Linked DNA regions of Homo sapiens: regions 1 and 3 are each linked to region 2. The links are chromatin loops, found by intact Hi-C in ENCODE. Cell type or tissue: PC-3. All regions are shown on one strand. Region 1 has its middle 65 kb from the start of DKK1. Region 2 overlaps DKK1 (dickkopf Wnt signaling pathway inhibitor 1). Region 3 has its middle 61 kb from the start of LNCAROD.

The links. A loop is a pair of places that touch in the nucleus more often than their neighbours do. Peaks named below come from ENCODE experiments on the same cell type or tissue, not always from the same donor. Only the 100,000 strongest peaks of a DNase experiment are listed, where the experiment ranks them.
Region 1: it touches region 2 in a loop (2.9-fold over the local background); 6 of 110 quality-filtered maps call a loop at or near these places.
Region 3: it touches region 2 in a loop (5-fold over the local background); 2 of 110 quality-filtered maps call a loop at or near these places.

The regions. Positions count from the first base shown.
Region 1 is chr10:52,374,946-52,382,945 of GRCh38, forward strand. No RefSeq gene overlaps it. Among named protein-coding and RNA genes, the nearest start is that of DKK1, 65 kb to the left of the region's middle. In PC-3, no CTCF peak of the experiment used is centred here; no DNase peak of the experiment used is centred here.
Region 2 is chr10:52,315,055-52,323,054 of GRCh38, forward strand. DKK1 (dickkopf Wnt signaling pathway inhibitor 1) reads left to right here. Exons shown (of 4, transcript NM_012242.4): 2 at 1-31; 3 at 1,241-1,381; 4 at 1,500-2,603. The coding sequence ends at 1,753. Among named protein-coding and RNA genes, the nearest start is that of DKK1, 4.8 kb to the left of the region's middle. RefSeq lists an enhancer at 3,210-4,409. In PC-3, no CTCF peak of the experiment used is centred here; DNase peaks (open chromatin) are centred at 57, 3,257, 3,607, 4,207 and 3 weaker places; H3K4me3 peaks cover 4,696 bases; H3K27ac peaks cover 5,724 bases.
Region 3 is chr10:52,405,492-52,413,491 of GRCh38, forward strand. It overlaps the pseudogene THAP12P3. Among named protein-coding and RNA genes, the nearest start is that of LNCAROD, 61 kb to the right of the region's middle. In PC-3, no CTCF peak of the experiment used is centred here; DNase peaks (open chromatin) are centred at 3,910 and 4,620; H3K27ac peaks cover 1,056 bases.

The DNA of each region.
Region 1 (8,000 bases), 60 kb after region 2:
GAAGCAGGCTGGCTACAGTGTCCTTGTGGCACTGCATGGGCTCTACCCAGTCTGAACTTCCCAGTGGCTTTGTTTACACTGTGAGGGGAAAACCACCTACCCAAACCTCACTAATGGTGGATGCCCTTCCCTGCACCAAGCTTGGGCCTACCAGGTCGACTTCAGACTGCTGTGCTGGAAGCAAGAATTTCAAGCCAGTGGACCTTAGCTTGCTGGGCTCTGTGGGGGTGGGATCCACTGAGCAAGAGCACTTGGTTCCCTGGCTTCAGCCCCCATTCCAGGGGAGTGAATGGTTCTGTCTCGCTAGGGTTCCAGGTGACACTGGGGTATGAAAAAAAACTCCTGCAGCTAGCTCAGCATCTGCCTAAACAGCAGCCCAATTTTGTGCTTGAAACTCAGGGCCCTTGTGGTGTAGGTACCCGAGGGAATCTCCTGGTCTGTGGGTTGTGAAGACTGTGTGAAAAGCATAGTATCTGGGCCGAATAGCACTGTCCCTCACATCACGGTCCCTCACGACTTCCCTTGGCTAGAGGAGGGAGTTCCTGACCCCTTGTGCTTTCCAGTGAGGTGATGCCCCACCCTGCTTCTGCTTGCCTTCTGTGGGCTGCACCTGCTGTCTAATCAGTCCCAGTGAGATGAACTGGGTACCTCAGTTGGAAATGCAGAAATCATCCACCTTCTGCATTGGTCTTGCTGGGAGCTGCAGACCGGAGCTGTTCCTATTCAGCCATCTTGCCCAGGCTACATTTAATTTTTTCATGTTAGCCATTATTATATGAAATTTCTACTCAAATCTTTTCTCCTCATTTTAAAAAATGGGTTGTCTTATTATTATTGAGTTGTAAGAACACATTATTTATTCAGGATATGGTCTTTTATTGGATTTATTATTTCCAAATATTTTCTCAATGTCAATGTGTTGTCTTTTCATTTCTCTACTGGTATTTTTAAAGTTAAATTTTGATTCTGTCCAATTTACTAATAAAAATTTACTGTTACGCATTTTGTGTTCTATTTAAAAATTCTTTGCCTAACCCAAGGACATGAAAATTTTCTTCTTTTTTTTTTTTTTCCTAGAAGCTTTATATTTTTAACCTTTACATACAGATTCAGCTATCTTGAACTAATTTTTTTATATGGAGAGAGAGATAAATGTATGAATTCATCTTTTTGCATATAGACATCTAAATGTCTCAGCACCATTTGTTGAAAAGACAATTCTTACCCCATTGCTTGAAAATTCATTAAAAATTAACGGACTGTCATTAGCTTTTGATGGTTCCATACAGCCTGCTGAATCCATTCAAACTCTCCAGCCTGACTTTGTGGCTCTCCCACCCCCAGCCTCAGGGATACATCACAATGTATTAACACTCAGTATTATCTTTCACTCCTCTCCATTACTCTGTGTACCAATTAACCTAAATCAGTTGATTCCTAGTATGTGTTATGCTTTCCAATGAAATCTAGTTACTTACTTTACAACATTATTCCGCCTCATTTTTAGATGTTTAAATCTTACCTATTCATTTTAAATCCCACTTCATGGCTGGCTCTTCTGAGAAGCCTTCCTCCTACTAGATGGGATCTTTTCTCCTCTGAATGACCATGGCTCTCAACTTGTATGCCTTTGGATATGTGCCATTTTCTATTTTGCATTATAATAGTTCTGAAAATGCCTGTCTCCATTGTGGAATTAAAAGTTTTTTGAGAGAGGGTTTGATTTGTGTTCAGTTGATACTCAATCACTGTTTTTTGATTGAATGAATGAATAATATTACATGTAACTGCCCTTACAGGTTTAACAGTAAGCTATTTGCTGATAGACTGCACTATCTGAACTCAAAGCCCAGGAACTTTGCTTAAGTCCACAAAGATTTGCTAATTCTTCACGAGAGAGTTACTGAGTCTGATTAAAATGTGTTTTCTTTTATCAGAAGGGTAAGACTCTTATCTGCTGTTTTCCAAGGTCTTGGTGACTGTTTTTGAACATGAAGATCAAAGGGCAGTGCCCTTCCCCCCAACCAATTGTAAGACATTTCAGAAAGTTAAATGTGAGGAATATTGTATTCAAATGTGAATTATATGAATGTGAATACTGAACAGTATTCACAGTTACACATTTGACATTTTGAAACAGTGGCAAGACAAATGTATTAGATTTACAGGTAGTTGTGAATGTTTCCATTGCTCAGTCAATATATTTTTTCTTTTCATAGCAACATTTGGAAGGTAGGTGCTCTGACTCACACCTTTTCATTTCTTGGCTTTCCAAAGAGCCGAGAAAAAAAATTTTTTTGACCCTTGAAAACACTAGATGCATAAGAAAACAGCATGGCAAGGAAACTTACTACATTCTGACTTCAGGAATTTGCCAGCATGGAAGGGTCTTTTCAAAAGTGAGGTGGAAATTCAGGATAAAACAGAGAGATTTAAAGTAGGGTGATCTGGAGAGTAACAAAAAGATCAGAGTAGGGGTGGGGAGGATTATGGAAGAAAGAAGAAAAGATGAGATGGAGTGAAGAAGATGGTAAAGTCTTTCCATAGACTTAAATAAGCTTTAGGCAATTATCGGAACTTTCAAGGGAATTATCTGAACTGCACATCTAAATTTGTTGAGGTTCCCCCATTGTAGCTAGTATCTGGTTAAGGTTTGCCTGGTAAACTTGCTTTTTTTGTGCCATGAGTGGCTTACAAGTCGAAATGATTCAGTGAAATCTTCAAAGTAAATCTGTGTCCACCAAAGCAGTTCACAGACCTGTTTGCAACTTTTCTATCCGTCTCCTAGACTATCTCCGATGATGCAGTCTTTGGACATTACATCTGCTATTTGAACACAGAACTCATTTTATCAAAAGAAACAAGAGTGCATTCCAGTCCACAATTTTAATGAATATCTTGGTAAGGATTCCAGACTCTTCCCTAGAAGATAAAAAGTTAAGTAAGCAAGTCATATACACACCTGGCTTTGACAATTGAATAATTAAAGAGATCGGCAAAGATAAATCTTTGGTTGCCAGAAAAATCATTAGAAGCACTATGTTGTTTTGTACATCTTAATGCAGCTCAAAATCTTAAAAAAATTTCAAAACGGAAATAAAAATATTGAATCACTATGATAATCAGTTTGTAAACTGAAACAAGCAATGAGAAAGAAAAAATTGGCAGATGGTGGGGGTGGACGAAAAAGTGGCAAATTCACGTGAGTGATGGAAACTCCCAAGTGCTGTATCTTATGCTTGGTACATGAGTGTTTGAGTTCGGGTGTTAGTTTGTCAATGGCTATGTGTCAGAACTGAGCATAAGGGTTTTTAGATATCCTTTATCATACTCAAACAAACCTTTCTCATTCCACAGTCAGATATTTTAGAATCCACAAAAACACAGAATTCACTGGGAGGAAACTACTTTGTAGTTACCTGATGAAGCAATAGGAATCACACAACTTTCATTGAACTGCTGGGGGTAAAGTGGATTGCTGGCCTTTTATCTTTTATCTCTGAAATTGGCCCCCCAGCAGTAGCTTTGTTAAATCTGACACATCTTGAATTTGCCTTTTTTAAATTGCAAATATAGCAGCTAGTGGTTTTATCTTTTTCAGTACCTATACTTCCACATTTTGAAGAGACTATTTTTAATGAGACTATTGTTAGCTACTTTAAAACATGTGGCATTCAGTTTTTAACAGGTTCAATTGGACGTCTTCCCCCAAGTGCAGAGGAAGCATTTATAAAACAAACAAATAAAAGGTAAGAGGAATAAATATGGGGTATTTGTGATGTACGGCGATACATTTTGAAAAGAGCAACATTCATAATAAGAAAGGGAAGTTTATCCAAAACACTGAAAATAAGCAATAACCTGGGTCCAGATACTTTTCTATTCTCCTGGCACCTGAAGAAATATTAATTTTATTTTAGCTAGAAAATAAACACACACACACAAAGACACAGACCCATACACACAGCATGTACATTTGTTTTCTAAAGAAAACAACCTTCTGGTTCTGCTTTTTTAATATGAGGCTGACTGAACAATTGTTAATATTTTACTTTTACATTTGTAGATGTTTTATCTTAGGAGATAGCTGTCAGATTCAATCAGCTTTTGAAATCGGTTTTTGCAGAAGATAACTTAACTTTAATGTATTGTATTTCCTCCCGCAATTACTAATTACTGAAGATTAATGTTTTCAAATAAGGCCTTTTCTCCATATAATCCGTCTCCTCTTCCTGCTTCAATCTAGCAAGAAACCTGCTGAAAGAGGTCATAATCCTATTGTTTGCAATATTATAGCCTATGACACTGGGAATGTTTAGGGTGTAATGACTGCAGTAAGAATCTTTGTGAGCAAGTAGAAAGTACAGATCATGAAAGAAATTAAGTTTCTCTGGTGGGTGATTTAACTGTGATGGGTTTTCTTGTCAGTTTGTTAACAATCTGCCTTTCAATGAATCTCGAAGCAGACTCAAAGCTGATTAAAAGCAGCATAGACTATAAGTAATATTGTGTAAACACTACCAAAGCGGGAGTTTCTTTATTACTCAGCTCTTATCTCTAAATCACACCAATTGTGTTAAATCTGACTGAGAGAGGCATGTTCTTCTTGGGTTTGGCCACCATAGAAATTTTACCTGAATTGCAGACATACAGGTATGGACCAGTTATTCTCTACTTTTTTAATTTATGTCCACGCTTTTATGATTTTTGACATATATACATTTATTATATAACTTTCACAATCTTATAATTTGTGGGCTTTATTTAAAATTTGTTATAATGATCCACTTTCAGTTACATGCATATTTATTTAATGTCTTGAATTAATATTTTGGTGTTGGTAACATTAATATGATCAAATTTTGAGAACTCCATTAAAATGCTATATACCTGAATAAAATGTATTTGATATTTCCCCCAAATAACAATTTTTTTTTTTTTTTTTTTTTTGAGACGGAGTCTCGCTCTGTCGCCCAGGATGGAGTGCAGTGGCGCGATCTCGGCTCACTGCAACCTCCGCCTCCCGGGTTCACGCCATTCTCCTGCCTCAGCCTCCCCAGTAGCTGGGACTACAGGCGCCCACCAACACGCCCGGCTAATTTTTTTTTGTATTTTTAGTAGAGACGGGGTCTCACCGTGTTAGCCAGGATGGTCTCGATCTCCTGACATCGTGATCTGCCTGCCTCGGCCTCCCAAAGTGCTGGGATTACAGGCGTGAGCCACCATGCCCGGCAAAATTTTTTTTTTCAGAATGAAGACGGTCCAGAGTTGAATGGTGAAATATACAAAACATTTAAGGAAAAGAGCATTGCTTGCTTTATTCCTCAGAACTACTTTGTTGATTCTCATGAAGAAATAAAGAAATCATCTGCATTCATTTTTATATACCAAAATCTTATTTATTTTTAAAGCAAATAAGAATCTGTAACAATACAAATGCAATGTGTTAACTCAGTACACATGTAAACATTTATTTTTATTTGCAACAATGCAGAACTCTATAAAAACTAATATAGCAACTATAAATGTATTTGGAAAGAGGTTGCTGAATGTTCTTCTGCTGTTGTGGGCTGTAAAGGTATTTCCTTGCCTCTCTTTCTTGTGATTGCTCAAAAAGCAATCAATGTTGAATCTTAAGAAATTTGTTACTAATTTAGAGTCTTGAAATTGTACTGAGACACTTCCTTGAATCTAAACACTAATCCCATTGAATTTTACATCTTTTGTAGAGGATAACATTAGATAATTGCATGGAAATGCTAAGGATAATTACATTTAAAAGTGTGGAATGACCAACAAATGTAAGATGTGATCGTCATTATGTATTTAAAGTTGAAGAATTAAAAACAAATATTTGTCATTAAAAATAAACCAATATAATTAAGGACAATAAGGACTTATAATTCATTGGAAAATAATGGTAATTCATGGGTTCATACTGATAATAGAGAGCTAGCTAGAGAAGCAGAGAAATGGTGGAGGAGAGAAAGTTCTTTCTCTTTTAACTTTAATTTAGATTCAGGGATATATGTACAGGTTTGTTACATAGGTAAACTTGTGTCATGGAGGGTTGTTGTACAGATTATTTCATCACCCAGATACTAACACTAGTATCTAGTAGTTATTTTTTCTCATCCTCTGCCTCCTCCCACCTTCTACCCTCAAGTAGACCCTAGCGTCTCTTCCCCTCTTTGTGTCCGTAAGTTCTCATCATTTAGTTTCCACTTATAAGTGAGAACATGTGGTATTTGGTTTTATGTTCCTGCAAAAGACATGATCTCATTCTTCCTGATGACTGCATAGTATTTTGTGGTGTATATGTACCACATTTTCTTTAACCAATCTGTCATTGATGGGCATTTAGGTTGATTTGATTTCTTTGCTATTGTGAATAGTGCTGCAATGAACATTTGTGTGTGTCTTTATGGTAGAATGGTTTATATTCCTTTGGATATGTACCCAGTAATGGGATTGCTGGGTCAAATGGTAATTCTGTTTCTAGCTCTTTGAGGAATCGCCGTACTGCTTTCCACAATGGTTGAAATAATTTACAGTCTCACCGACAGTGTATAAGCATTCCCTTTTCTCTGCAACCTCACCAGGCAAGTTCAACCTCAGAGCCTTGATGAAAGCTACAGTAAATTTCCCTATAGGTGTACCCCTTCTATCAGCTTTGAAACCATTGTGATAGACTTGGATAGACTTCACATTTCTTAAGTTTCTCCATGAGAAGAATGACATGAGACTGGCCAGTGGAGAAAGAAGGACAGAGGATCTACAGAGAACCTGCCGGTGACAACGGGGTAAGGAAGGGAATAAAGCCTAAGCCTGGAGGAGCAAACTAGAATCTCAGGCAAAACAGACTTCAGATTAAAAAAAAAAAAAAAAGGGAGCAATCACTCCCGCTGGCCAGATACTGTGGTACCAAAGAGGAGCAGAGAAAGAAGGAATGTCTAGTACCTGTGATAGAATCCAGCTGGAGCTACGCATCTTGAGTCTCCAGAATCTGTGTAAAAGGGGCTGGCAGGTGGGCCACCAACATGATGTGTGGTAAGGTAAGTTTTCCAAATGTAACTCCTAGAACATGGTTGTCTAGGAGTATCAATTTAAAAATCATTATTTCTTTTTATTTTTATTTTTTATTTTTGAGATGGAGTTTCACTCTTGTAGCCCAGGCTGGAATGCAATGCCGCAATCTCTGTTTACTGCAGCCTCTGCCTCCTGGGTTCAAGCGATTCTCCTACCCTCCCGAGTAGCTGGGATTACAGGTGCCCGCCACCACACCTGGCTAATTCTTTGTATTTTTAATAGAGATGGGATTTTGCCACGTTGGCCAGGCTTGTCTTGAGCTCCTGGCCTCAGCTGATCCACTCGTCTCAGTCTCCCAAAGTGCTGGGATTACAGGCGTGAGCCGCCACACCCGGCCTTACGAATCAAAATCTGGAACCTCACTTTCACATCTGCTGAGTTACAAATCTTAAGACAGACCTTGAAAGCAATGTTTTTAATAAGCAAACCAGGTGATTCTTATCCGGCAAGAGATGGAAATGCTGCTGGAAACAAAGATAGCAGAATGTTTTAAAAAGAGTTTAATGGTGTTATGAGCAAATTCAAAAGAGAAGAAAGTGGATATTTGCTACCATGCTTCAATTTTGAGTAAAAATTTAAATGGACAGCAATACAGATCTGCAGCCTCTTCTTTACAATTCCAAAATTCATAAAATTCAACATTGATGTAATACCAAAACCTGATCTGCTGCAGATGCTGCAGGGAGTGTTATGTAATATGCCCTGCATTCACTGTACAGTATTGCCTTTCTTAAATCCGAAAAACACTGAATTCAGGAAAACATTTGGCCTTGAGGTTTTTGGATAAGATTATGCTCGTATAATTATGCTAATAGCAATAGCTAATATTTATTGAGATTGACTACGGTGCTGGTCATTACAGAAGCTCCATTTTATTAATTATCGTGTTCAGTAATTGTAGTAACCCTGTG
Region 2 (8,000 bases):
ATGTGCTGCCCCGGGAATTACTGCAAAAATGGTGAGTCCTGAAAGCTCCCTTTCACACTAAAACTGTCCAGCCTTTGAGCGTCTATGAATTGGGCGGGGGCGGGGGGTTGGGGGGGGTGGGGGGAGAAATCTCCGCCCTGAGAACACTGCGGCGCCACCTGCAAATGGGTGTTCAGCATGCAGGATTCCGCTGAAGTATCTTCATTGCAAGTGTTTAATCGGGAAGAAGAGAGAAGTTGGGAGGTCTCTGAGGTCCTTATCTTCCTCCGTGTCCCTCAATGATTCAATACAACGGTTCACCTCGTAGTGGACTCTTCCATAAAAATTTGTCTGGGGAGAACCTTGAGGTCAATTGAGAAGGGGGATGATGAGGAGGACGATGGGATCATACAGATATCAAAGAAACCAGCTTTGGCGTTCAGCTGTCCTTTTCATTTTTCTTATTGTGATTCTCACAGTTTTGCCAGACTGGCCTCGCCTTCTGATTTTTGCTGAAACTGTTGTCAGCCAGAGGACTGATTTATCTGCATTGGCCATTTTTAAGAGAGATCTTGGTACCCTCACAACTTGACTTCTCCATCCTTCCCCCTCCCTCTACCCTCTGCTGCCTTAATATAAGTACTCCTCCCCCCAACCACAGATCCACTAACTTTTAATTTTTCAAAAGGTGGATTTAGACAGCTAAAGAGGTCTCCAGAAATAAGCTAACAGGGCGACGACCCTCCTTAGGACCCAGCAGTACTCCAGGATGAACTAAGTAAATCTCTGTAATATAGAAATTACACAGTAAAGTAACTGGCCGGTGAGATTGCAATGTTCCAGGCAGCTGGAATTGCATTTGCTTAACTTAGTCTGGTAGGACCCATATAGCACCAGGGGCAGAGAAGTTATTTTTAAGAACATTTTTAAAGTGACTGAGTTTCTTTTTCTTACCCCAAAGGTAATATTAAAATGGGCAGAAATCTCACTTGCCCCTACCACAGTTGGTGGGAAAGTATTTTAAATGGCTATACTGGGGATATTACCTATGACTGACTGTATACAGTATACACATTGGTGCTTCTGTCCATCTGGAGAGTTTTGCATTAACAGTAAAGAGGAAGTTTGGCTTGTGTTTAAAATGATGTCACTGCAATGAAGTATCTCAAGTTGATGCTGGCATAACAGACTGCCACTGTCACAGCTGTTAGCAGTAATGCATTACAACCCTGAAGTTAATCACTATTTCCTGCTTCCTTAGGAATATGTGTGTCTTCTGATCAAAATCATTTCCGAGGAGAAATTGAGGAAACCATCACTGAAAGCTTTGGTAATGATCATAGCACCTTGGATGGGTATTCCAGAAGAACCACCTTGTCTTCAAAAATGTATCACACCAAAGGTAAGGATGTTAAGACTCATTCTTAGCACATCAGAAGTGTCTTTTGAATTATTTTAGTGAAACGATGCAGGTTTAACAGTAACTATGTACTTTTTTCCTACTGTCTTCTCCTTCGTAGGACAAGAAGGTTCTGTTTGTCTCCGGTCATCAGACTGTGCCTCAGGATTGTGTTGTGCTAGACACTTCTGGTCCAAGATCTGTAAACCTGTCCTGAAAGAAGGTCAAGTGTGTACCAAGCATAGGAGAAAAGGCTCTCATGGACTAGAAATATTCCAGCGTTGTTACTGTGGAGAAGGTCTGTCTTGCCGGATACAGAAAGATCACCATCAAGCCAGTAATTCTTCTAGGCTTCACACTTGTCAGAGACACTAAACCAGCTATCCAAATGCAGTGAACTCCTTTTATATAATAGATGCTATGAAAACCTTTTATGACCTTCATCAACTCAATCCTAAGGATATACAAGTTCTGTGGTTTCAGTTAAGCATTCCAATAACACCTTCCAAAAACCTGGAGTGTAAGAGCTTTGTTTCTTTATGGAACTCCCCTGTGATTGCAGTAAATTACTGTATTGTAAATTCTCAGTGTGGCACTTACCTGTAAATGCAATGAAACTTTTAATTATTTTTCTAAAGGTGCTGCACTGCCTATTTTTCCTCTTGTTATGTAAATTTTTGTACACATTGATTGTTATCTTGACTGACAAATATTCTATATTGAACTGAAGTAAATCATTTCAGCTTATAGTTCTTAAAAGCATAACCCTTTACCCCATTTAATTCTAGAGTCTAGAACGCAAGGATCTCTTGGAATGACAAATGATAGGTACCTAAAATGTAACATGAAAATACTAGCTTATTTTCTGAAATGTACTATCTTAATGCTTAAATTATATTTCCCTTTAGGCTGTGATAGTTTTTGAAATAAAATTTAACATTTAATATCATGAAATGTTATAAGTAGACATACATTTTGGGATTGTGATCTTAGAGGTTTGTGTGTGTGTACGTATGTGTGTGTTCTACAAGAACGGAAGTGTGATATGTTTAAAGATGATCAGAGAAAAGACAGTGTCTAAATATAAGACAATATTGATCAGCTCTAGAATAACTTTAAAGAAAGACGTGTTCTGCATTGATAAACTCAAATGATCATGGCAGAATGAGAGTGAATCTTACATTACTACTTTCAAAAATAGTTTCCAATAAATTAATAATACCTACCTAAATGGTCAATATTTTTCGGACAAGGAAGAAAATCATCCACAAAAATAATACTCCAAAGTACTTGGTGATTGGCAGGAACAGGATGTGTGCCCATAAATACAGTTAACAAATACATGCAGATTTTGTACCAAACAAAATAATTTGCAGTATCTTGAGTACTACTGCATGCAAAGCAGACTTGTTCTAATTATTTTGGTTTTAAAATAATTATTAATTAAAAATCACAAATCCTTCCTCATTCCACTCTTTTTTTCTCTTGCTAGGTGAGTTTCATATTTCAAGTTTTGTTTAACCTGAAATCTATTGATTGGAATGAGGATACGGATACAGTATTTTAAAGAAAACCCACAGGAATAAAATCTAAATTTTCTTTGCATTTGTACTTGCCAGATTTCATATTGTTTATACTGAGGAAAAGGGAAAGCAAACTTCCCAATTTATACTTTTTCTGTAGTATTCTAAAGTCTGCACCCAAACCACAAAATGCTGCATTTCAGGCCTGCAAAGGATAGTAGTGACTGATCAATCGTGCAAATATTTCCTTAAATAACGCAGATGTACTAGACCGTTTGTTGTTTTTGTGTTTCTGGAAGTGGTTCAATTTCAAGGGTCTCAACCAGTGGGACACAAGCTTTGGTTGGTTCTTCACTGAAAGAGGAACTGGCAGGATGTCTGCTGTTACATTCCTTTTGTCTGGAAGTCTCAGCTTCCTCACCCAGGAGAAACTTTCTTTTTCTACATGCGCTTGTTTTCTGAAGTGCCAGAAAGGCCAATTCTAAGGCCTGCCATGTCCAATAAAGCACAATAAAGGAAAGGAAACAGGAAACTTTTTCTCCAAAAAGAAGAAAGAAGAGCCTTCTGCTTAAGTGGGGAAAGAAGCAAACTTTTAAAGGGCTTTGGTTATTGGATCCCTTCCTTTCTACAGGAACGGACCTCAGTACATTGACCCTAGTGACAGCCTTTCTTGCTTCTCATCTCCAGATGAGAGATGTGTGGAAGAATACAAAACCAACCAGAGGGATGCCTCTTCTTCCTATCCAGCTGAGAAATTAGGAAGGGATTTCTGTTAAAAAGAATTCTTCATATTTATAAAGGTGGAAAATACCAAGAAAATTGTAGGTTTTTATTAGCTAGTAATAGAGGCTAGACGATGGAAATCAGATAAAATACAAATTCAAAAGAGGATTATTTAAGGAATCTAGAACAATTTGGGTAATGATTGTTTAAAATGTCTGTTGTTGTTGCTGTGTGACTTTTAAACAATGTATTTTAACGGAAAATACATGCATCTGGGAAAATTTCACAAGATATTTTATCGAATGTTAGTATACTCTACACGCTGTCCTGCACCTTGCTTTTTTTACTCTATGCGTCTTGCAGATCATTTTATATAATACATAGAGAGGTGACTCATTCTTTTTAAAGGTTACATTAAGTTTGTAGTATGTCAGAATGGCAATACTATAATTGTTTTAACCAGTGACGTTTAAGTTGTTTCCAGATTTTTTGATCTAACAAATAATGTGTCATGAGTATAGAATTTTTATGTTCATGTACTAGTATAGTTATAGGATGACTCATATTTGAAGCAAAGTACAAAACGCATGCTTTCTGTAGCTACTCATAAATTCTGGTATGAGCAAAATGTCAAGATGCTTGCTTATCACCGACCAAGTGATGATTAAGCTCTTGCTAAACTGTATCAAAGGAGAAAAAGGGAAATACAGGCTTATCCTAACAATTTCACAGTGAACAGTAATCTCTGGCATTCAGTTAAAGCTAGACTTGTTCTAATTACTTTGATTTTGAAATTATTATTAAATAAAATCACAAGCCTTTTCTCACCACTCCCTTTTCTTGTTTTGCTAGAAGAGTTGAATATTTCAAACTTTGTCTAATCTACTGATAAGAATGAGCCTGGCCCTTCACTTTTAAATTGGTGACATTATCAAACTTTATCATACTACCAACTTTCTTTTACGGTCTTAGAGAAAAATAGACAATACTACCATTAGGCTTATAAAGTGTCTTCCACTGAGTTCTATGATTGCAATTTTCATACCTTCTAAAATACTATTCTGAGGACAATATTAAAATATAAAAGAAATACCTTATCTTTACCTTAAAGAAGAAGAAAATAATCTCGTAATTTAAGCATTCAATGTTTGTACAAAAGTGTGTGTACGTATGTGGTCCTTTATATATTGAGTGTAAGGGTTGACAGCTTAGAAATAGTTAATCACATCAAAAATCTAGGACTACAATCTAGGTAATGCTAAGAAATTTTAATTCCATATACCTTTATTTAGTCTGCCACATCCAGTGGGCACTATGCTAGCATTTGAAAAGATGCATATAATATTGGCCTTTAACTTCAAAGAACTTAGTCTTTAGCAAGGGAGATGATGAACATTAGTGCTGGAAGTTGATTTAGTATAGTGGTTAGAAACAGTCTCTAGAATTGGATAGATTTGGGATTGAGTCATGGCTCCCTCAGTAATGTAGATGTGAGACTAACGCATGCATCAGAATACTATTATGTCTAGCTCAATGTAGGCACTCAATTTTAGGTCTTTACTACTGGACAATGAAATGTATATATTATATTATGTCGTATTATCTTACATACATTAATACCTGACAACAGATTAAAATTAATTAAATCAGCCTGTAATTGCTCAGAAAAAGCTTCAGAGAAGAGGTAGTATTTGAACCATCACCTTCTCTTGCGCTTTTATTTCAAGGAAGAAAAAGCACTTAAACTAGAAAAAGCAAAAAGGAGACATGGGTTGATACCGCTCATAAAAATCAGGACGGAAAGCATTCTGCAGACTCACTTGTGATTTCTGTTCCATTGTAATTTGCAATGTCTATCACTTGCCATGCTGACAAGCAAAATTCTGTCCCCAGTATATGTAATCATCCAGTGCAGTTCTGCTCAGTAAATTGCTTAGCCTTTCAGAGACTCCTACTCCAAAATCTTGGGTGAGGGTTCTGATTAGCTTATCTTTAATCAGGGGTCCATCTCTGGTTCAATTGTCTAGCATAGCTACTCAGTTCGTAATATATAAACACAGCTGTCTATATCCATTCTGCCTGTAATAGGAACTATAGTAGTTCTACAAGAGGAATGTGTAGGGACAAATCCCACATCTCAGGTCTATCACAAATTAGTTTTGAAGGATGAGAAGGCATTTACAAGGTAGAAAAGAAGAGAAAGAGTTTCCTTCCTATTGGAGACAGAGGAAGAAGTGTGAGCAAAATTATGGAGTTATAAAAATAAAAATACATAATATATTGAGAAAATAAGTAATATCCCACTGTGGCTAGATTTGGGGGTAGCTAGGAAGAGGATTTTTCTGATTTTTGGTTATATAATTTCTTACCCAGAAAAAATAGACTACTACAATTTTTTATTTTCAGCAACAGTTACTGTGTTAGGTGGCAACGCAATTGAAGAGGATATATTTGAGACATATTTTGTCTGAAAAAATTACAGATGTCACAAACTACAGTGATTTTTTACCAAAAAATTACAAAATAAGGATATTATTTTGTTTCCAGCAATAGTTGTTCCATTAGATTTCAATTAAAGTAAATAATACAAATAATACATTACAAATAATGTAAATAATACCTTTCACAAACACGGTGGATTTTTTGCCAAAAATTTATAAATCCTAATAATGTGACATAGACCCTAAATATTAGCATATGAAAAATTACCTTGCAAGGGCAATGATAACGAACACCCTGCTGTTTAAAACTGCTGAACAAATTCTATAGTAAAAAGTAAAATTGGCAGAAGGCATCAAACATGGCTTATCTTGATAAATTCATATTACGTTTTATAATATTTCACAATCTTTCTCCTGATGAGCAAAAAAAATACTTTTAAAAAGCATCCTGTATGGAAACTTTTCACATATCTGTGATACTCCGAAGTTCAAATTAAAAGCAGAAAATGATAGAGGCATATCTTGTTATATTGTGCTTCACTTGATTTTTTTTTTATAAATTGAAGGTTTGTATCAGCTTCGCATTGTGCAAGTCTATTCGTGTCATTTTTTCCAACAGCATGTGATCATTTCATGTTTCCATGTCACATTTTAGAAACTTTTTCGGCCGGGCGCGGTGGCTCACGCCTGTAATCCCAGCACTTTGGGAGGCCGAGGCGGGCGGATCACGAGGTCAGGAGATCGAGACCATCCTGGCTAACATGGTGAAACCCCGTCTCTACTAAAAATACAAAAAATTAACCGGGCGTAGTGGCGGGCGCCTGTAGTCCCAGCTACTCGGGAGGCTGAGGCAGGAGAACGGCGTGAACCCGGGAGGCGGAGCTTGCAGTGAGCTGAGATTGCGCCACTGCACTCCAGCCTGGGCGACAGAGCCAGACTCCGTCTCAAAAAAAAAAAAGGAAACCTTTTCATTATTATTATATCTATTATGGTGATCTACAATCAACTTTAAGGTTACAATTGTAATTGTTTTGGGATACTATGAGTTGCGCCCATGTAAGACAGCAAACTTAACTGACAAATGCATGTGTTCTGACTGTTCCACTGACCAGCCATTTTCCCATCTCTCTCCCTCTCCCCCTCCCCGTGCCTTCGGAGTCCCTGGGACACAACAATATTAAAATTAAACCAATTAATAACCCTACAATGGCCTCTTAAGTGTTTAAGTGAAAGAAAGAGGTGCACATCTCTCACTGTAATGAGGAAGGCATGTGGAAGCTGAAATAGGCCGGAAGCTAAGCCTCCTGGGCCAAAGAGCCAAATTGTGAATACAAAAGAAAACTACTTGAAGGAAATTAAAAGTGCTACTCTAGTGAGCACACAAGAGATAAGGAAGTACAACACCCTTGTTGCTGATATGGAGAAAGTTTGAGTGATCTGAATAGAAGATTCAACCAGTCACTACATTCCCTTAAGCCAAAGACCAATCCTGAGCAAGGCTCTAGCTCCCTTCAATTCTGTGAAGGCTGAGAGAAGTGAGGAAGCTGGAGAAGAAAAGTTGGATGCTAGCAGAGGTTGGTTCCTGACATTCAGGGAAAGAAGCTCTCTCCATAACACAAAAGTGCAAGGCGAAGCAGCAAGTTATCCAGAAGAGCCGCTAAGATCATTGATTAAGGTGGGTACACTAAACAACAGATTTTCAGTGTACATGCAACAGCCTTCTGTTGGAAGAAGATGCCATCTATGACTTTTATATGTAGAGAAGAGAAGTCAGTTCTTGGTTTCAAAGCTTCAGAGGACAGTCTAATTCTCTTGTTAGGGGCTAAAGGAGCTGACGACTTTCAATGAAAGCCAATGATAATTTACCATTATGAAAATCCTAGGGCCCTTAAGAATTATACTAAATCTGCTCTGCCTGTGCAATATAAATGGGTG
Region 3 (8,000 bases), 90 kb after region 2:
TTATTTTTGCTGTACAGAATCTATTTAATTTAATTAGGTCCTATCTGTCAATTTCTGTTTTTGTTGCAACTGCTTTTGGAGTTTTCATCATGAAATCTTTGCCAGGATCTGTGTCCACAAAGGTATTTCCTAGGTTTACCTCTAGGGCTTTTATAGTTTTAGGTTTTATATTTAAGTCTTTAAATCCACCTTGAGTTGATTTTTGCAGATGGTATAAGCAAGGAGTCCAGTTTCAGTCTTCTGCATGTGGCTAGCCAGTTATTCAAGCACCATTTTTTGAGCAGGGAGTCCTTTCCCCATTGCTTGGTTTTATCAACTTTGTTGAAGATCTGATGGCTGTAGTTGTGCAGCTTTATTTACGGGTTCTCTAACCTGTTTCATTGGTCTATCTGTCTGTTTTTGTACCAGTACAATGTTGTTTTGGTTACTGTAGCCTTGTAGTATAGTTTGAAGTTGGGCAATGTGATACCTCTGGTTTTGTTCTTCCTGCTTAGTACTGCTTTGGCTATTTGAGCTCCTTTTTTGGTTCTATATGAATTTTAGAATAGTTTTTTCTTATTCTTCAAAAATCGTCATTGCTGTTTTCACAGGAATAACATTGAATCTGAAAATTGCTTTCAGCAGTATGGCCATTGTAACAATACTGATTCTTCCTATCTATGAGCATGGAATGTTTTGTTTGTTTCATCTCTGATTTCTTTAATCAGTGTTTTGTAATTCTCATTGTAGAGATCTTTCACCTCCCTGATTAAATGTATCACTAGGTATTTTATTCTTTTTGTGGTTATTGTGAATGGGATTGCATTCTTGAATTGGCTCTCACGTTGACGTATAGACATGCTATTGATTTTTGTACTTTGATTTTGTATCCTGAAACTTTGCTGATGTTATTTATCAGATCTAGGAGCCTTTGAGGAGTAACTGGGGTTTTGTAGGTATAGAGTCATAGTATCTGTGGAGAGAGATAGTTTGACTTCCCCTCTTTCCTACTTGTATGCTTTTATTTCTTTCCCTTGCCTGATTGCTCTGATTAGGATTTCCAGTACTATGTTGAATAAAAGCAGTGAGAGTGGGCATCCTTGTATTGTTCTTGTTCTCTAGGGGAATGCTTCCAGCTTTTGCCTGTTTGGTATGATATTGGCTGTGGATTTGTCACAGATGCCTCTTTTTATTTTGAGGTACGTATCTTTGACACCTAGTTTGTTGATGGTTTTTAGCACGGACTGGACGTTAAATTTTATCAAAAGCCTTTTCTGTGTCTATTAAGATGATCGTGTGGTTTTTGCTTTTTGTTCTGTTTATGTGATTAATCACATTTATTGATTTGCATATGTTGAACCAACCTTGCATCCCAGGAATAAAGTATACCTGATTGTGGTGGATTAGCTTTTTGATGTGTTGTTAGGTTTAGTTTGTTAGTATTTTGTTGAGGATTTTTGCATCTATGTGCAGCAAGGATATTGGCCTGAAGTTTGCGTGCATGTGTGTATGTGTGTGTGTGTGTCTGCCAGATTTTGCTATCATAATGATGCGGGCTTCACAGAATGAGAGAGGAAGGAATCCCTGCTTCTCAATTTTTTGGAGTAGTTTCAGTAGGATTGGTACTAGCTCTTCTTTATACATCTGGTAGAATTTAGCTGTGAAACTGTCTGGTCCGGGGATTTTTTCTGGTTGGTAGGCTTTTTATTACTGATTCAATTTTGGAACTCACTATTGGTCTGTTCAGGGTTTCTATTTCTTCCTGGTTCAATCTTTGGAGGTTGTATATTTCCAGGAATTTATCAATTTCTTCCAGGTTTTCTAGTTTGTGTGCATAAAAGTGTTCATAATGGTTTATGAGGGTTTTTGTATTTCTGTAGGGTTGGTAATTTTATTCACTATTCTAAATCTTTAAATCCTGAATATGTGGCCAGTTCTAAGGATCTCACTCTGTTGCCCAGGCTGGAGTGCAGTGGCACAATCACAGCTCACTGAAGCCTTGACCTTTCCAGGTCCAAGAGACCCTCGCACCTCAGCCTCCTGGGTTGCTGGGACTACAGGCACGCACCGCCACACCTGGCTAGTTTTTTAATTTTTTTGTAGAGGTGGGGTTTCACCATGTCACCCAGGCTGGTCTTGAACTCCTGGGCTCAAGCAATCTGCCCACCTCAACCTCCCAAAGTGCTGGGATTGCAGGCATGAGCCACTGCGCCGGCCTATTTATATTCTTAATGTGTGTTTTCTTTTTAGCTTTCCTCATTACATGAAGTGTTGGACATACTCTCAGTTAATTGCTAGAAGAAATGTTATTATTGGACATGAAGTACAGTAACAGCTCATTTATCTGGTAAATTTGGCTACTTAGAAGGAAGCAGAAAAGGCCTCCGTGCAGCTAAAACAGCCCTCAATTATAACTTATCTATAGCTTCCTTTTGGGTTCTTGCTTAGGTCTTAATTTCCATCTTTCATTCCTTTTCCTCTGTGCATACCTTGTGTATTTCCTTCTTTTCTTCTCTCTTTTATCAAACACTTATTGAGTGCTTATAAAGATGTGAGCATTGTGCTAAGGGTTGAGGAGACAGTGATGAACTAATCTGAATATAATCTCTGCTTGTATGGAACCAGTAGTCTAGTGGGAAGGTAGAATGTTAATTGAATTATTGTGTTAGGAAATGTTTAAAAAACATGTGAGGCAAGTGTTCTGAAAAAACTAAGTGGGGCTGGGCACGGTGAGTCACACCTGTAATCACAGCACTTTGGGAGGTCAAGGAGGGTGGATCAAGAGGTCAAGAGATCGAGACCATCCTGGCCAACATGGTGAAACCCCATGTCTACTAAAAATACAAAAAATTAGCCAGGCATGGTAGCGGGTGCCTGTAGTCCCAGCTACTCAGGAGGCTGAGGCAGGAGAATCACTTGAACCCGGGAGGCGGAGGTTGCAGTGAGCCAAGACTGCGCCACTGCACTCCAGCCTGGCAACACAGTGAGACTCCATCTCAAAAAAAAAAAAAAAAAAACTAAATGGTCATGTAGCATAAAAGTTAAGGGGGCAGGGCTTTTAATTGCCTTTATTTAAATCACACTCCCAGTTCTTCTTTGTTTTGTGACTTTATACTACCTACCAGCCCTTTTGTGCCTCATTTTCTTCATTTGTGCTACAGTTTGAATAGTTTCCCTCCAAAATCCAGGTGTTGCCAATGTGATCGTATTAAGAGGTCGGTCTTTAATAAGTGAATAGGCCATGCGAGCTTCCTCCTGGTTAATGAGATTAAGGCCCTTAGAAAAGATGCTTCCTGCAGCATTTAGTTAGCTTGCCCTTCTGCGAAAGCATGAAGGATGTAGGAAGAAGGCCCTCACTAGACCAAATGCCGGCACCTTGATCTTGGACTTCCCACCTTCCAAACTGTGAAAAATAAATTCCTGGTTTTTAATGAATTACCCATTCTCAAGTTTTATGTTAAAGCAGTACAAATGGCCTAAAACGGGAATGATATGGTCTGTAAAATAAGGTTTATGTGAGGATTAAATAGATTATGTGAGGATTACATAGATTAATACAGGTAAATGCTTAGAAGAGAGCTTGTTGTGTAGTAGCTCAGTAAAGATACTTAACAAGGGGATTTGACTTTGATGTAGGTCTGGAAAGTCCTTCCTAAGAAAGTAAGGAGGGAGCTGAGGCCTTTGGCACATGCCCCTCCTCCAGGTTCACAGCAGATCAAAGGAAACTGGCTGACGATTCTTTTCTTTTAGCAATTAATTTCTTAGTCCATAGAGTAATAGCTAACAACAGGAGAAGAGAGATACACTATACAAATTAAACACATGAGTTAGAAAACATAGAAAGTCCTGAGTAACTTTATGTAATATGGCAAATACTGTTATTAGCCCTGCAGGCATCACTGACATAATAGAATAAATATTGTCTTGGTAGTATGCATTTAGTTACAAGTGACAGACAACCCAGCTCAAATAATGTTGCCTGATGCAAGTTGGAAATCCAAAAGGGAAACTTCCTGGATTTTTTAATTTAGCAACTCTATGATGGCATCACAGGCTCGTTATGTTTGTTCTGTTCTGTATTCTAGTTTTGTAACAGGCACTGTACTAAGGCAGTTTCATCTGGTGACTCTTGTGGTTAAACCATGGCTGCTAAGTTTATGGGACATCATCAACCATTTGCATAAAGACTTAGATTTTTTTTTTTAATTAGATGTCCCTAGCAAATACCTTTTGCAGTCTCATGGGCCTAAATGGAATAGAGAAGCCCACTTGTGAAACAATAAATGTGGTCATAGCAAAGTACAATACATAGTACCTTAGACACATCCCCTCCAATTTCAAATGCCAAGGAAGGTGGGATTAGGAGGTACAACCTCCCAAACCTGAAGTCTTCACTAACAGATGGAGTAAATACATTTTAATGGATACATCTGCAGTGTCCATCACACTAATGCTCAAAACGATTATTCTAAATTATATAAATAAATGACAGTAAGTACAATTTAGGAATAAAATCCTTGAATTTCTTAAAATTCAGCTTAAATGAGAAAAGCTTTTAGTCAGATATTTGCATACGTGGAATGTTTCATTTCCTGTCAATGCCTCATTGACATGTCTCATTGTTCATAATTGAGTTTCATTGAGAAATTCCTGGGATTATTCTGGCCAATAAACCAGTTTCATGAGATGATATCTGAAACAGTGACAATGATGTTCTTTTGTGTCTTGTCTAGTTATTCATAAAAATAGCATGACATTAGTGGCCTCAAAACCTTAAATTATGGCAATTGCCCCTTCTGGTATAATCTTGACTTTATAGCCCATGATATTTGGCTAAATTGAATTAAATAGAATAACTATCAGTTTTGGGGAAAGTCTGACAAACTGAACATAAATAGGACAAAAGCATATATAGGTTCAAAGTAAGAGTTACTGGTATCTTCTCTTTGCCTTTTAAAATGGATTTGAAGTTAACTGTGCATTTGGTGAAAATATTTGCAACAGGAGTAAAGTGTTATAAAAAGGCAGGATTATTTAAGAGAGAAAATAGATAACTAGCAAGGGATAAAAATATTTTGGGGTCATGGGGGATCCATTTAAAAGCAAATTTGCAATTGCTGTAAATGTCTCTTTGGTGGCCAGCATTCCACAAATGCTGCACAGAAACACACTCATTTTCAATGTTCCACAGTTCCAGAGTTATTTTAAAAAGATACTTTCTCAACACATGAAGAAGCTTAAAGTTACAGCATCAGGAAAATATCCTTGGTAGATCCATGTGTTTATCATTTACTTTAGAAATATTTGTGCCTACAGTTTTGTCTTTGAGAGCTGTATTTAGGTGGTCCTGACTGGGCATTCTATATCTATGGGAGATTTTAATTTTCTGGGGAAAACTTTCACAAACATTGAAGTTAACCCAATGTTTCTGCCTTGCACTTAATTGAGATATTTTGGGAATGAGCAGTCAGAATATTTTATTTTATAAGTGGCATAACATAATTAAAACTAAAAATGGAAAGTCAAACTATAAGAATTTATCGCCCCCGCGCGCCAGTCCTGCCGAGCTGGCCAGCCGGCCTGGCTCCCCTCCCTGGCCCCATGGGCGGGCGGACTGCCCAGAGGAGGAGAGGAGGGGGCTGAGCCGGCCGGCGGCGGGCAAGGATGCGGAACTTCTGCGCTGCCCTTAACTGCACGCGGAAGAGCACGCAGTCCGACCTGGCCTTCTTCAAGTTCCCGCGGGACCCGGCCAGATGCCAGAAGTGGGTGGACAATTGTAGGAGAGCAGATTTAGAAGATAAAACACCTGATCAGCTAAATAAACATTATCAATTATGTGCCACACATTTTGAGACCTCTATGATCTGTAGAACTATACATTTTGCAGAGGCATCAGAAAACTAAACAATTGGTTTATTTTATTTCTCAAAACTAATTGAAGCAGATACTCGTGAAGTCATTGGGAGAGTCCTTACAGGACAGTTCTTCGAGATAATGCAATACCAACAATATTTGATCTTACCAGTCATTTGAACAACACACAGAGTAGACACAGAAAACGAATAAAAGAACTGAGTGAAGACGAAATCAGGACACTGAAACAGAAAAAAAGTTGATGAAACTTCTGAACAGGAACAAAAACATAAAGAAACCAACAATAGCAATGCTCAGAACCCCAGTGAAGAAGGGGGTGAAGGACAAGATGAGGACATCTTACCTCTAACCCTTGAAGAGAAGGAAAACAAAGAATAACTAAAATCTCCATTTGAAATCTTGATTCTGATGGGAAAGCAAAACATACCTCTGGATGGATATGAGGCTGATGAAATCCCAGAAGATCTCTTTACTCCAGATAACTTTCAAGCACTGCTGGAGTGTCGGCCCGGATAAATTCTGGTGAGGAGGTTCTCAGAAAGCAGTTTGAGACAACAGCAGTTAACACGTTGTTTTGTTCAAAAACACAGCAAAAACAGGTGCTAGAGATCTGTGAGAGCTGTATTCGAGAATAAACTCTCAGGGAAGTGAGAGACTCACACTTCTTTTCCATTATCACTGACAATGTAGTGGACATAGCAGGGGAAGAGCACCTACCTGTGTTGGTGAGGTTTGTTGATGAATCTCATAACCTGAGAGAGGAATTTGTAGGCTTCCTGCCTTATGAAGCTGATGCAGAAATTTTGGCTGTGAAATTTCACACTGTGATCACTGAGAAGTGGGGATTAAATATGGAGTATTGTCGTGGCCAGGCTTACATTGTGTCTAGTGGATTCTCTTCAAAAATGAAAGTTGTTGCTTCTAGACTTTTAGAGAAATATCCCCAAGCTATTTACATGCTCTACTCTTCCTGTGCCATAAACATGTGGTTGGCAAAATCAGTACCTGTTACGGGAGTATCTGTTGCATTAGGAACAATTGAGGAAGTTTGTTCTTTTTTCTATCGATCGCCACAACTGCTTTTAGAACTTGACAATGTAATTTCTGTCCTTTTTCAGAACAGTAAAGAAAGGGGTAAAGAACTGAAGGAAATCTGCCATTCTCAGTGAACAGGCAGGCATGATGCTTTTGAATTCCAGCAAGCACTTGTTTTATGTTTAGAGAGTACAGTGACACAAATATTAGATGGAATAACTGTATAGCTGGCCGCGCCTTTGTACTCTGCAGTGCAGTAACAGATTTTGATTTCATTGTTACTACTGTTGTTCTTAAAAATGTCCTTTTACAAGAGCCTTTGGGAAAAATCTCCAGGGTCAAATCTGATGTCTTCTTTGCAGCCGGTAGCTTGACTGCAGTACTGCATTCACTCAACGAAGTGATGGAAAATATTGAAGTTTATCATGAATTTTGGTTTGAGGAAGCCACAAATTTGGCAACCAAACTTGACCTTCAAATGAAACTCCCTGGGAAATTCCGCAGTGCTCACCAGGGTAACTTGGAATCTCAGCTAACCTCTGAGAGTTACTATAAAGAAACCCTAAGTGTCCCAACAGCGGAGCACATTATTCAGGAACTTAAAGATATATTCTCAGAACAGCACCTCAGAGCTCTTAAATGCTTATCTCTGGTACCCGCAGTCATGGGACAACTCAAATTTAATACCTAGGAGGAACATCATGCTGACATGTTGTAGAAGTGGCTTACCTAATCCCAACATGCTCTCAGCCGAGCTTCATTGTTGGAGAATCAAATGGAAACGCAGGGGGAAAGATACAGAGCTTCCATCCACCATCTGTGAAGCCCTCCATCTGCCTGACATCAAGTTTTTTCCTAATGTGTATGCATTTGCTGAAGGTCCTGTGTATTCTTCCTGTGATGAAGGTTGAGAATGAGTGGTATGAAAATGGATGAAAGCATCTTAAAGCATATTTGAAGTACACTTTGACAGACCAAAGATCAAGTAACTTGGCTTTGCTTAACATAAATTTTGATATAAAACATGACCTGGATTTAATGGTGGACACATATATTAAACTCTATACAAGTAAGTCAGAGCTTCCCACAGATAATTGGGAAACCATGGAAAA